Regions from separate parts of the Homo sapiens genome. Here region 2 is linked to region 1. A link is a contact called in ENCODE Hi-C or POLR2A ChIA-PET data. All regions are on one chromosome and are shown on one strand. Each heading gives the region's core, a stretch centred on a gene start or an enhancer-like site at or near the end of the contact. The rest is flanking DNA. Distances are from core to core; before and after follow the strand shown.

Evidence for each region. Hi-C counts contacts between places; a loop is a spot of excess contacts on that map. ChIA-PET counts read pairs that join two places held with the same protein, here RNA polymerase II (POLR2A). Pooled maps may share reads with other maps.
Region 2: a loop to region 1 is called in a pooled map, with 4 times the contacts of the local background. The contact joins the enhancer-like site here to the promoter of FBXO46 in region 1. A Hi-C loop is called at or near these places in 1 of 50 pooled maps. POLR2A ChIA-PET finds 5 or more read pairs at or near these places in 2 of 52 experiments (HEK293T and activated naive CD8-positive, alpha-beta T cell).

What each region holds. Positions count from the first base shown.
Region 1 is chr19:45,729,080-45,735,577 of GRCh38, forward strand. It overlaps FBXO46 (F-box protein 46), which reads right to left and starts at 1,817. Exons shown (of 2, transcript NM_001080469.2): 1 at 1,770-1,817. MEIOSIN (meiosis initiator) reads left to right here and starts at 4,360. Exons shown (of 15, transcript NM_001310124.2): 1 at 4,360-4,587; 2 at 6,298-6,368. The coding sequence starts at 6,298. RefSeq lists a silencer at 672-966 and enhancers at 1,815-1,924, 2,015-2,144.
Region 2 is chr19:45,324,528-45,331,514 of GRCh38, forward strand. No RefSeq gene overlaps it. Among named protein-coding and RNA genes, the nearest start is that of CKM, 5.1 kb to the left of the region's middle. Within about 2 kb of position 1,809, at least 2 of the 41 ENCODE cell types and tissues checked have a DNase peak (open chromatin) inside an H3K27ac peak, as active enhancers do.

The DNA of each region.
Region 1 (6,498 bases), core at 567-3,066:
AACAAGAGCGAAACTCCGCCTCAAAAACAAAACAAAACTAAACAAAAAACCATAAAAATAAATATAGGGCCAGGCGCAATGGCTCACGCCTGTTAATCCCAGCACTTTGGGAGGCCGAGGCGGGTGGATCACCTGAGGCCAGGAGTTCAAGACCAGCCTGACCAACATGCAGAAACCCTGTCTCTACTAAAACTACAAAAATTAGCCAGGGCGTGGTGGCACATGCTTGTAATCCCAACTACTCAGGAGGCTGAGGCAGGAGAATCGCTTGAACCCGGGAGGCAGAGGCTACAGTTAGCCATACCACTGCACTCCAGCCTGGGTGACAGAGGGAGACTGTCTCTAAATAAATAAATAAAAATAAATAAAAGACTTGCCTAAGGTCATATAGCAAGTAAATGGCAGAACTAATATTCTAGACTGCTTTGTTCGCTGTCTCTACTCATCACATTGTATATTTCAGTATGGAGAGAGGACTAAATTATAGTGCTGAAAGCACAGATTCTGAGCCAGGCTGCCAAGATCGGAATCCTGAGTCTAGCAATTAATGCTGGATAGCCTTGGGAAAGTTGCTTAATTTCTCTGTACTTCTGCTTCCTTTCTGTAAAATGGAGAAAATAACAGCACCTACCCCTCAGGGGTGTTATCAGAATTAAATGAGTTAATGTGTACAAACAGCTAAGGACAGGGCCAGGCATTTTGTAAAACAATAAGCGTTAGCTGTAATCCACAGTGGGGAGCCCCTACATGCTTCTGAGCTGGGGTGTGTGCCCAGATCAGTGCCAGCTTTTGAGAAAACGCCTCTGGGACTGGACTGGAAAGGAGGAAATCCATTAGCACCTGTAACCCAGTCACATTCCGGGGGCGGAGAACTTCCCACCAACAGCTCTGAGACTGAAACTTCACAGCCCAGCTCTCCCACTAATAGTAACGATTTTAATGACTCCCTTTAACCCTGTTCTCAGAGGCATGCTTGCTGTTCCCATACTACAGATAAGGGCACTGAGGCTCACAGATTTGTCCATGGCACAAAGGGGTGGAAGAATAGGGGATATGAATGCTGTACTTCTCATAGGGATAAACCATTACACTCTTCTAAATTCCACCGGGGAAGTGAGGGTGCGAAAGCCTGTCTCGATGGCCCTTTCTGGCCGTATTATCCTACAGTTCTGTGCCTGTCCAGCTTACCGGGAGTCTCTGGCGGGACTAGGGAAATTATCACTACATCCAGGCCCCTAATTTCACGCTCCTTACCCCACCCTCAGTCCTGGAGCCTAAACCCACACTCTATCCTACCACTGATTTCTCCCTCCTACCTCCTCAACTTGCCTTCCTGCCCCCAATCCGATCCAGAGGCCCCAACCCATTGCGTCCACCGTTCGCCTGTCCCTTGGAGCTTCCAGACCCCCTCACTCATCCTAACCCTGATCCTCATACCCTCGCCGCAGGTTAAGCCCCCATCGAAATCGACCCCTTCAGGGCCTCTACCTGGATGTCCAGCCCAGTCTCCAACTCGGGGCCCACTTCCCCAGCTCTGAGCCCCTTTACAATCAATTCCAAAGCTCCACTCCCACCCCACCTCCAAGACCCCTCCCCAAGCCACCATTCTTCTACTACTACCTCCGGCTCCCATTCCTCCCAGTCCTCTCCCCCAGGCAATCTCCCCTCACCCAGCCCCTTCTTTCGCCCCTGCCTCTTCCCCCTCGTCACCCGGTCCCGAACCCCCGTCCCGACTCTCCAGCGCCCCCGGCCCGCGCCTGGGCTCTCACCATCGCCGCGCGCTGCATCTCCCTCGGCTACGCGGGTTTCCCCCACTCGCTCCTCTCCAGCCTCCCCTTCCGGGTTCTCGTCCCGAAGCCCGCTGGGAATTGAAGTCCGGGCAGCCACGGACTACATCCCCCAGAAGGCAGCACGGTCAAGCTTGGAGGTGGGGTAGGAAGCAAATTAGGCGGGCGGAGGAAAAGAACGACTCGAACTCCCGGGAGACAAAGCCGGGGAGGACTTGGCAGCGCAAGCGCAGGGTGCTTCCCCGCTGGGCGCGCTGGGAGATGGAGTCTAGCCAGGAGGGCTCCATTTTTGCCCGAGGCCCTTGGGAAGGGAATTGAGAATATTGCAATAGGGTGTTGGTGAGGGGTGGAGAGTTGGGGAAGAGCAAATTTATTGATTCATTTGTGCCGATCAACACAATAGCTAACAGCTCCTTGTGCTTTTCCAAACTCCTTCCCATCCATCCCCTTCTTTTTTTTTTTTTTTTTGAGACGGAGTCTTGCTCTGTCACCCAGGCTGGAGTGCAGTGGCGCAATTTCGGCTCACTGCAACCTCCGCCTCCTGGGTTCAAGCGATTCTCCTGCCTGAGCCTCCTGAGTAGCTGGGATTACAGGAGCCCGCCACCACGCCCGGCTAGTTTTTGTATTTTTAGTAAAAACGGAGTTTCACCATGTTGGTCAGGCTGGTCTTGAACTCCTGACCTCATGATCCACCCGCCTCGGCCTCCCAAAGTGCTGGGATTACAGGCGTGAGCCACCGCGCCCGGCCCGTCCCCTCCTTTCTTACCTCCTGATTTACAAATGAGAAAATTAAGCCTTAGGAGGAAGGAAAGTCCCATACATTAGGAGTTAGTCCACATCATAGAATAGCAGCTCCACATCGCTCGAGCCCAGGAGTTCGAGGCAGTGAGCTAGTGTTACACCACCGCCCTCCATGCAGTTCAGCCTGGGCGACAGAATGAGACCCTGCTGCCTCTTAAAATAAAAGAAGGCCGGGCGCGGTGGCTCACGCCTGTAGTCACAGCACTTTGGGAGGCCGAGGCGGGCTGATCACAAGGTCAGGAGATCAAGACCATCCTGGCTAACACACTGAAACCCCATCTCTACTAAAAATACAAAAAATTAGCCGGGCTGGGTGGCGGGTGCCTGTAGTCCCAGCTACTCGGGAGGCTAAGGCAAGAGAATGGCGTGAACCCAGGAGGCGGAGCTTGCAGTGAGCCGAGATCGCGCCACTGCACTCCAGCCTGGGGGACAGAGCGAGATTCCGTCTCAAAAAAAAAAAAAAGAAGAAGAAGAAGAAGAAGCTCCAGGAGGGCAGAGATCTTTGTGTACCTTGTTCAAGCACCTAGAACAGCGTAAACATGTGTTCAGTAAATATTTATTGCATCGGAACTATATGCCAGACACCCTACAGACAACCCTGGTAGGAATTACAATCCCAAATTTATAAGGCAGAAAGAGATTAAGCCTCTTGTCGCTGGCAACACAGCCAAGAAAACGATTTGAACTGAAATGTATTGGATTTCAGGGTTTCTACTCTTGACTAGGTCGTTAGATCATCTCCCCTTAAGACGTATTTTCCAGGCTGGGTGCGGTGGCTCATGCTTATAATCTCAGCCGGGAGACTGGCTTTAGTCCAGGAGTTTAAGACCAAACTAGGCAGCAAAGTGAGACCCTCGTCTCTACCAAAAAAAAAAAAAAAAAAAGCCCAAATCTTTTATTCTTTTTCTTTCTTTTTTTTCCTTTTTTTTTTTTTTTTTTTTTTTGAGACAGAGTCTTGCTCTGTCGCCCAGGCTGGAGTGCAGTGGCGATACCAGCTCATTCAACCTCCACCTCCCAGGTTCAAATGATTCTCCTGCCTCAGCCTCTGGAGTAGTTGGGACTACAGGCGCGCCCCACCATGCCCGGCTAATTTTTGTATTTTTAGCCGAGACGGGGTTTCACCATTGTTGGCCAGGCTGGTCTGGAACTCCTGACCTCAAGTGATCCGCCCGCCTCGTCCTCCCAAGAAGGCCCAATTCAAATGGCCCTCCTCTTTGAATCCTTTCCCAACGTATTGTTCTCTGCATTAACCGAGTTCCCGTCTCACCGGATTCTCATGGTCTCGGAGGTTCTCACGGTCTTCTCGATTGTACTGGGAAGACAGTGGCTAAGTTCCCACCATCTAGCCTGGTGCTTGGCACACAGGAGGCCCTCATGAATCACGAACTGAAGGGAAAAGGTGGAAATGGGACATCATAGGGCCAGAAGGGACACAGGCGAGCTCGCTCTCTCTCTCTTCCTGAGAGTTGGCAGTTGAGGAAACCCAGCCTACTTGGGATGCAACGGCCCTGGACCACGCGGGTCGTGCAGGGGCGTGACCGCTTAAAAAGGCGGGTGGCTGAGCGGGCGCTGATTGGTCACCTAGCGGCTCACGCCGACCAAGGCCTTGTCAGAAGGCTCGAGGCCGAGCTCACGCTGTGCAAGACGACAGGGCCCTTCCCGAGGCGCGCGTGCGCACGGCCACTTGCACCCTGCCCTTTCAACCCCGTCGTCTCGTGCCCAGCACATCTTGGCTGGAACTGGTAGGGGCGTGGCCTGGCCTCAGGAACGCACTCTTGCTCTGCTCCTCACGCCTCGCGCAGGATCCTCGCGCCGGGAGGATTCGCACCCAACCCCAAGCCCGGTTGGGAACGTGGTGTCCGAGACCGTCTGGGATCCCCGCGCGCACGGCCGGCTTCCCGGGACCCGCGCGAGACGCTGTCTGATCGGGCTCCCTAGAGTGGGGCCCGGAGAAACCAGAACGGCGGGGGCAGCCTCACGCCATTTTGCACGCCCTGAGGCGGGTGCTGGAGGCCAAGGGGAATGGGGCGCGGGGCAGGGGGCCTCCCCCAGCACTAGCTGGGCTTAGGGGAACCCGGGATCCCCACAGGAGCTTCCCTCGGTGGGGGGCTCAGGGGAATAGAACATGCTCTGGGTGCAGGGCCACGGGCGACGGAGTTTGGGTTTGAAGCCGGGGGTCCAGGTTCGAGTTTGAGGAACGGAAGACTCTGTTTGTGTTGGGAATCCGGGCTCTCGAGTTCTGATCTGGGATCTCGGGATTTGTGTCTAGGGGTGACTAGTTCTGGAATCTGAAGAGCTTGAGTTTTGTGACTGGAAGCTTTCTCCTTGGAATCCAGAGATCCCAATTTGGGGATCTGGAAGTCTTAGTTCTGAGTTATGATGTAACATTTTGAGAGTCTGGAGCCTGATTTGGGGCAACTGAAGCCTCAGTATAGATTTAGGGCCTAAATCCCAATGTAGAGTATGAAGCTTTAGGATCTGGAGTCGCAGTTTGAGTCTTTAGAAGCACGTTTTAGGGCCTGGAGTGCCCACATTGAGTATGGGAGCTCCAGTTTTAGGGTCTGGGGTTTCAGAGTAGGACCCACATTCGAGATCTCAGTTTTAGGGTTGGGGCCACAATTTGAGGGACAGTTTGGACGTCTAAGAGGTCAATCTGGAGAAGTGAGATTTGTTTCATAGGGGCCTGGATTTCTTATCTTAGGATATAGGTTCATAGTGTTACAGCTTGCAGTCTGTAATCTTAGTATTAGGATCATATTTGAAGATCAGAAGTTGACAGTTTGAGGGTCTGGGGTATCTCAGTATTAGAATTTAGGGTTTGTAGGTTTGGGAGGGCTCCTTTTTTTTTGTTTTTGAGACAAGGTCTCACTTTGTCATCCAGGCTGGAGTGCAGTAGTGCGATTTTAGCTCACTGCAGCCTTGACCTCCTGGGCTCAAACCATCCCCCCACCTCAGGCTCCCAAGTAGCTGGGACTACAAGCATGTGCCACTATGCCCAGGTAATTTTTTTTTTTTTTTTGTAGAGGTGGAGTTTTGTCATATTGCCAGGCTGGTCTCAAACTCCTGAGATCAAGCAATCCTCCTGCCTTGGCCTCCCAAAGTGCTAGGATTACAGGCGTGAGCCACTGTACCTGGCTTTGGGAGGGCTCCAAAGTGAGGATTTAGGTCCTCATTTTGGGACTCTAAAGTATTAGTTTTAGTGCCTTTTTAGAGGTTTAGGGGTTTGTTTTTGTTTTTGTTTTTTGAGACACAGTCTCACTCTGTTGTCCAGGCTGGAGTGCAGTGGCTTAATCCTGGCTCAGTGCAACCTCCGCCTCCCAGGTTCAAGTGATTCTCCTGCCTCAGCCTCCCAAGTAGCTGGGATTACAGTCGTGCACCACCACGCCCGGCTAATTTTTGTATTTTTAGTAGAGATGGGGTTTCACCATGTTGGCCAGGCTGGTCTCAAACTCCTGACCTCGAGTGATTTGCCTGCCTCGGCCTCCCAGAATGCTGGGATTACAGGTGTGAGCTACCACTTCTGGCCAAGGTTTAGCTGTTTAATTTGGGTCTTTGGGCCCATAATTTGTTGGGGCTAGGGACTCTTATTTTGGGATCTCTGGGTGCTCAAAGGAGCATCATAGGGAAGATGAAGGGTGCCCATCAGGGTTCCTGCCCATCCTTCCTGCAATCCCAGAGGTCACTAATCATTCTTTTTCCCTCTTTGCAGATGTTTGGTTCCAGCAGATACTTGGGTTCCTCTGAACAGCCCAGAGCTAATTCACTGGGTCCCAGTGACAGGTAAGGGCTTGCCCCATCTCCCTTATAGCCCCAGCCACTCTCATTGAATAATAATAACAAAAACATTTGCTGAGCATTTACCGTTTGCTAGACTCTTTGCCAAACATTTTGTTTGTATGATAACTGTTAA
Region 2 (6,987 bases), core at 559-3,058, 400 kb before region 1:
CAGGTGCAAAGGCGCTGAGGTGAGAATGGCTGGGCACATCTGAGGACAGACAGGAAGGAGGCCAGGGGACTGGAGCAGATGGGGCCAAGGAGAGAGTGGGAGGAAGAAGATGAGGTTGGAGGGGAGACAGGAGCAGACCCATGGTGCCCTAGGGGCTGTGGGAGGAGTTTTAATCCCATTGTGATTGACAGTGAAAATGTTAGATGGGCCGGGCACAGTGGCTCAGGCCCGTAATCCCAGCACTTTGGGAGGCAGAGGCGGAGGCGGGTGGATCACTTGAGGCCAGGAGTTCAAGACCAGCCTGGCCAACATGGTGAAACCCCATCTCTACTAAAAGTACAAAAATTAGCCTGGCATGGTGACACACGCCTGTAATCCCAGCTAGCCAGGAGGCTGAGGCATAAGAATTGCTTGAACCTAGGAGGTGGAGGTTGCAGTGAGCTGAGATGGCACCATTGCCCTCCAGCCTGAGTGACAGAGCAAGACTCAGTCTCACAAAAAAAAAAAAAAAGAAAAGAAAAGAAAAAGAAAATGTTAAATGAACCAGGTATAGAAAGACAAACATCACAAGTTATTTGTGGGATCTAAAAATCAAAACAAGGAGGCTGAGGCAGGAGGATTGCTTGAACCCAGGCAGTCGAGGCTGCAGTGAGCTGTGATCGAGCCACTGCTGCACTCCATCCTGGGCAAGAGAGTGAGACCCTGTCTCACACACACAAAAATTAATTAAAATAACTAAAGGAGTATAATTGGATTGTTTGTAATATAAAGGATAAATGCTTGAGAAGATGGATACCCCATTCTCCACGATGTGATTATTACAAGTTGCATGCCTGTATCAAAACATTTCATGGCCGGGTGCAGTGGCTCACGCCTGTAATCCCAGCACTTTGGGAGGCCGAGGTGGGCAGATCACCTGAGGTCGGGAGTTCAAGACCAGCCTGATCAACGTGGAGAAACCCTGTCTCTACTAAAAATACAAAATTAGCCGGGGTGGTGGCACATGCCTGTAATCCCAGCTACTCGGTAGGCTGAGGCAGGAGAATCGCTTGAACTCGGGAGGCAGAGGTTTCTGCGGGCCGAAATCGCGCCATTGCACTCTAGCCTGGGCAAAAAGAGTGAAACTCCATCTCAAAAAAAAAAAAAAAAAAAAGAACAAAACGTTTCATATACCCCATAAATATACACACCTACTAAATACCTACAAAAAATTTTTTAGAATAATTTTTTAAAATATTAAATGGAAAAAATCATCATCATCATCCCACTGTGAGACTGACAGGAGGCACTGAGGGTCATAAGCAGGGAAGAGGCTGGATCCATGCCACACGCATTTTGGGTGGCACGGTCCAGCCACACCTTGTGGGAGGGTTTGTTTTTTTTTTTTTTTTTTTGAGATGGAGTCTTGCTCTATCACCAGGCAGGAGTGCAATGGTGCGATGTCAGCTCACTGCAACCTCCGCCTCCCAGGTTCAAGCGATTCTCCTGCCTCAGCCTCCCGAGTAGCTGGGACTACAGGCATGGGCCACCACGCTCTGCTAACTTTTATATTTTTAGTAGAGAAGGGGTTTTGCCATGTTGGCCAGGCTAGTCTCAGACTCCTACCTCAGGTGATCCACCCACCTCGGCCTCCCAGAGTGCTGGGATTACAGGCGTGAGGCACCCTGCCGGGCCCATTGCACATTCTTTTTAGCCACACAGTGCCAGAAGCCTTTTCTATGTTCGGGGATTCCCCACTGTAAGCCCTCCTCCTTTGGAGAAGCCAAAGATGCCAGAAACTCAATTTCCCAGAATCCCTTGCAGCAATGGTCCAGGCCAGTGACCTGGGCTGAGCCAATCAAACGCTCCAGCAGGACCTTGTGCCGTGAGCTCCCTCTGCTTTGAGTCTTAAAGAAACAGTTGGCCTTGGGGAGCTTTACAACCCTCATCACGTATCTTCATCCCACCCCCCAGAGCCCGACTGTCAATCCGACCTCTGCCCCTCCACTGCCCACTCTAGCTCAAGACCGCCTCCACTGTCCCTCCTGACCCAACTTCCTCCCTGGACTCCTGTCCCAGTCTTTGCCATTCCCACCTAAACCCTACCTGCTGACCTCCCCTCCTCAGAGCTTGCCATGGCTCCCCAGTGCCCTCAAGGTAAATGAGTATTTGTTGACTAAATAAATAATAGTAACTGTATCTGGCAGATGTAGGCGAGAGTAACCACTACCCAGCTTAAATAGAAAGGACTCTGCTATTGGCTGGGCGCAGTGGCTCACGCCTGTAATCCCAGCACTTTGAGAGGCCGAGGCGGGCGGATCACGAGGTTAGGAGATCGAGACTATCCTGGCTAACACGGTGAAACCCTGTCTCTACTACAAAAATATACAAAAAAAAAAAAATTAGCCGTGCGTGGTGGCAGGCGCATGTCGTCCCAGCTACTCCGGGGCCTGAGGCAGGAGAATGGTGTGAACCCGGGAGGCGGAGTTGCAGTGAGCCGAGATCGCACCACTGCACTTCAGCCTGGGCGACAGAGCGAGACTCCATCTCAAAAAAAAAAAAAAAAAAAAGGACTGTACTATCATGTATTAGGCACTGACAAAATCGTTGGAAGGGCTGAAGGAACACTGCTCGGGCCCCAGAACTACTTTCCTACTTTCCCTCTGGAAAATCTAGTCTTTAGCTTTCCAGCCTCTTCATTGACAGGAGAATGTGCTCGAAGGAGGTTAACATGGACATTAAACAGCCACTCCACAAAGAAGCTTTTGTTTGTTTGTTTGTTTGTTTAGACATGGGTTCTTGATGGGGTCTCGCTATGTTGCTCAGGCTGGAGCACAGTAGTTATTCACAGGCACAATCAGAGTGCACTGCAGCCTCCAATTCCAAGCCTCAAGCAATCCTCCCGCTTCAGCCTCCCGAGTAGCTGGGACTACAGGCGCGCACCACCACTCCAGGCCCTGACAGTTAACTTTTATTGAATACACCTGTATGTCAAGTACTGTGCTAAGTGCTTTACATATGTTGACTTATTTAACGTCCCCAACAATAAGGCTCAGAGAGGTTAAGTGACTTGCCCAAAGTCACACAGCTGGAAGGGGGCAGAACTGGGAATCAAACAGGTACAAGGCTGCCAAGAATGGATTCAGGCTTTGGTGGAAATAACTTCCAGGCTTCTCCCCGACGTCAGACTGTATTGTCAGCCTCTTTCTAGGTCATCAGGCTCTAGTGTACCCACTTCCCCAACCCATCTCCCATCACCCCAGCCATCTGACTTCAGGGTCCAAGGACTTTAATGGGTATTCACTAGTTTAATTTTCCAACAGTCCTATGAAGTGAGTACTGCCAATTTTTTTTTAATTTACTTTTCTTCTGGGAGTCTAGAAGGTACTGCCGTTTTTACAAATCAGGAAAGTAAGGCTGGCCCAGAGAGGTTGCAACACTTATCGAAAGTCACACAGCAGGGAAGTAGCAGAACAAGACTGGACTAGGCTGTCAGTCCTGGAGCTTGTCTTCCTAATCTCTTCCTGATCCCCACTTCTTCATGTCGAACCCCCTTTTCACAGAGGACGAACGCTGGGGCCGAAAAGGGCAAGGGAGTTACCTAAGGTCACAGCCAGTATAACTGGAATTACAGTCTACACTCTTCTCCCTCCATTCCCAAGGCAGCCCTGCCCTCAAACCCTGTCTTACTCTTAAGCATCTCATCTGTCTCTGTCCCTACCCTCAGGAAGAGGCTGCCACCTCCAGGAGAGACTCTGGGAGGGCAGCACTCCACCCCCATGGCCCACCACCCTGTAATGCCCTCCCCCATGCACTCCTCAAATCCCTTTCCCAAACCGGGCCATTTACGATGCCATTTGATTCATAGAAGACAAGTTGTAAATCAAGGCCAGACCCAGGGCTGGGGAGTTGAGACCCTGCCCATTCCTCCTTTCTCTTCCTGGAGAGCCAGGCCAGCCTGCAGCCCCATAATCAGCTGACCAGGGTCTGGTCCATAGGGTAGTGGGTGGTGAATAAAATAACGTCTTTCATGGCTCCCAACTTGTCCTGCCCCAGTCTCTCCAAATCAATCAATCTTTTTTTTTTTCTTTGAGAGGGAGTCTCGCTCTGTCACCCAGGCTGGAGTGCACTGATTCGATCTCGGCTCACTGCAACCTCTGCTTTCCGGGTTCAAGCCGTTATCCTGCCTCAGCCTCCTGAGTGGCTGGGATTCCAGCTGCCATCCACCAGCCTTGGCTAATTTTTGTATTTTTAGTAGAGACAGGGTTTCACCATGTTGGCCAGGCTGGTTTCCAACTCCTGACCTCAAATGATCTGCCCTCCTTGGCATCCCAAAGTGCTAGGATTACAGGCAGGAGCCACTGCGCCTGGCCTAATTTTTGTATTTTTAATAGAGATGGGGTTTCACCATGTTGGCCAGGCTAGTCTTCAACTCCTGACCTCAAGTGATCCGCCCGTCTCAGCCTCCCAAAGTGCTGGGATTACAGGCATGAGCCACTGCACCCAGCCCCAGATCAATCAATTTTATCAAATTAGCTATACATTTCCCTCTAGGTGCTGCTTTAGGTTTATCCCAGGTTGTTTTTTGTTTTGTTTTGTTTTTTTCTTGATGTTGTTTGTTTGTTTAGAGACAGGATCTCACTGTCTCCCAGGCTGGAATGCAGTGGTATGATCTTGGCTCATTGCAGCCTCCATCTCCTGAGCTCAGCGATCCTCCCACCTCAGCCTCCTCAGTAGCTGGGATCACAGATGTGTGCCACCATGCCCAGCTAATTTTTGTATCTTTTGTAAAGACACAGTCTTGCTATGTTGCCCAGCCTGGTCTTGAACTCCTGACCTCAAGCAATCCTCCTGCCTCAGCCTCACAAAGTGCTGGGATTGCAGGTGTAAGCCACCATACCTGGCGTGTTTTTTTTTTTTTTTTTTGAGACGGAGTCTCGCTCTGTTGCCCAGGCTGGAGTGCAGTGGTGTGATCTCGGCTCACTGCAAGCTCTGCCTCCCGGGTTCACACCATTCTCCTGCCTCAGCCTCCTGAGTAGCTGGGACTGCAGGTGCCTGCCACCACATCCAGCTAAATTTTTTGTGTGTTTTTCGTAGAGACAGCGTTTCACTGTGTTAGCCTGGATGGTCTTGATCTCCTGACCTCGTGATCCACCTGCCTCAGCCTCGCAAAGTGCTTGGATTACAGGCGTGAGCCACCGGCCCGGCCCATACCTGGCCTGTTTTTATATTCTATTATCATTTCAAATGTATTTTTATTGGAACTGTTATATTTGGAGTGTATGGATGTTCACACTTATTCATATTTTATTTTCTCAAATTTACTCTTTTTTTTTTTTTTTTTTTTTTGAGATCGAGTTTCGCTCTTGTTGCCCAGGCTGGAGTGCAATGGCGGATCTCGGCTCACCGCAACCTCTGCCTCCCAGGTTCAAGCGATTCTCCTGCCTCAGCCTCCCGAGTAGCTGGGATTATAGGCATGTGCCACCATGCCTGGCTAATTTTTGTATTATTAGTAGAGACAGGATTTCACCACGTTGGCCAGGCTGGTCTCAAACTCCTGACTTCTTGATCCTCCTGCCTCGGCCTCCCAAAGTACTGGGATTACAGGCGTGAGCCACTGCGCCCGGCCAAATTTACTGTTTTTATTGAGGCATAATTTATTTTCTTTCCTTCCTTCCTTCCTTCCTTCCTTCCTTCCTTCCTTCCTTCCTCCCTCTCTTCCTCTCTTCCTCCCTCCCTCCTTTTTTTTTTTTGAGACGGAGTCTCACCCTGTCACCCAGGCTGGAGTGCAATGGCGTGATCTCGGCTCACTGCAACCTCTGCCTCCCGGGTTCAAGCGATTCTCCTGCTTCAGCCTTCAGAGTAGCTGGGACTACAGGTGCGCGCCACCACACCTGGCTCATTTTTTGTATCTTTAGTAGAAACGGGGTTTCACCATGTTGGCCAGGCTGGTCGAACTCCTGACCTCGTGATCTGCCCACCCAGGCCTCCCAAAGTGCTGGGATTACAGGTGTGAGCCACCATGCCCGGCCTATTGAGGCATAATTTCTATTTGGTGAAGTGCCCTAATCTTAAAATCAATGAACTTTTATATTCGTGTACATGTGAATAAGCATCACCAGGATCTAAACAGAGACTACTACCAGCTCCCAAAGAAACTCTCTCATGTCCCCTCCCAGTGAATGTCTCTCTCTCCTCCAAGAAAATGTTCTCGCTGAGCGCAGTGGGAGGCCTAGGTGGGTGGATCACTTGAGGTCAGGAGTTCGAGACCAGCTTGACCAACATGGTGAAACCCCGTCTCTACTAAAAATACAAAAAATTAGCCAGGCGTGGTGATGCATACCAGTAATCCCAGCTACTTGGGAGGCTGAGGCAGGAGAATCTCTTGAACCCGGGAGATAGAGGTTGCAGTGAGCCGATATAGTGCCACTGTACTCCAGTCTGGGCAACAACAGTGAAATTCCATCTCAAAGAAAAGAAGAAGGCCGGGCCACCCTCTGCCTCCTGGGTTCAAGCGATTCTCCTGCCTCAGCCGCCTGAGTAGCTGGGATTACAGACACGTGCCACCACGCCTGGCTAATTTTTGTATTTTTAGTAGAGACGGGGTTTCACCATGTTGGTCAGGCTGGTCTTGAACTGCTGACCTTGTGATCTGCCCACCTCAGCCTGAAAAGTGCTGGGATTATAGGCAGGAGTGACCGCGCCCGGCCCATTTGTCTAATTTCTTTTGCTCAACTTTTTTTCTCTTCGGATTCCTTTTTTTCTTTCTTTTTTTCTTTTTGTACAGATGGGGTGGGTCTTGCTATGTTGCCCAGGCTGGTCTTGAACTCTCAGCCTCAAGTGAGCCTGCAGCCTCCAATTCCAGGGCTCCAGGCTTAGCCTCCCAAAGCGCTGGTGTGGCAGAGAATAGGGAATTAGGGTAACTGGGGGTTCATCAGGTACAGCCAGTTTGCATAAGCAACAGAATAGCAGGTGCAGTCAGTTCATGGAGGCAGGAGAGCCACAGGT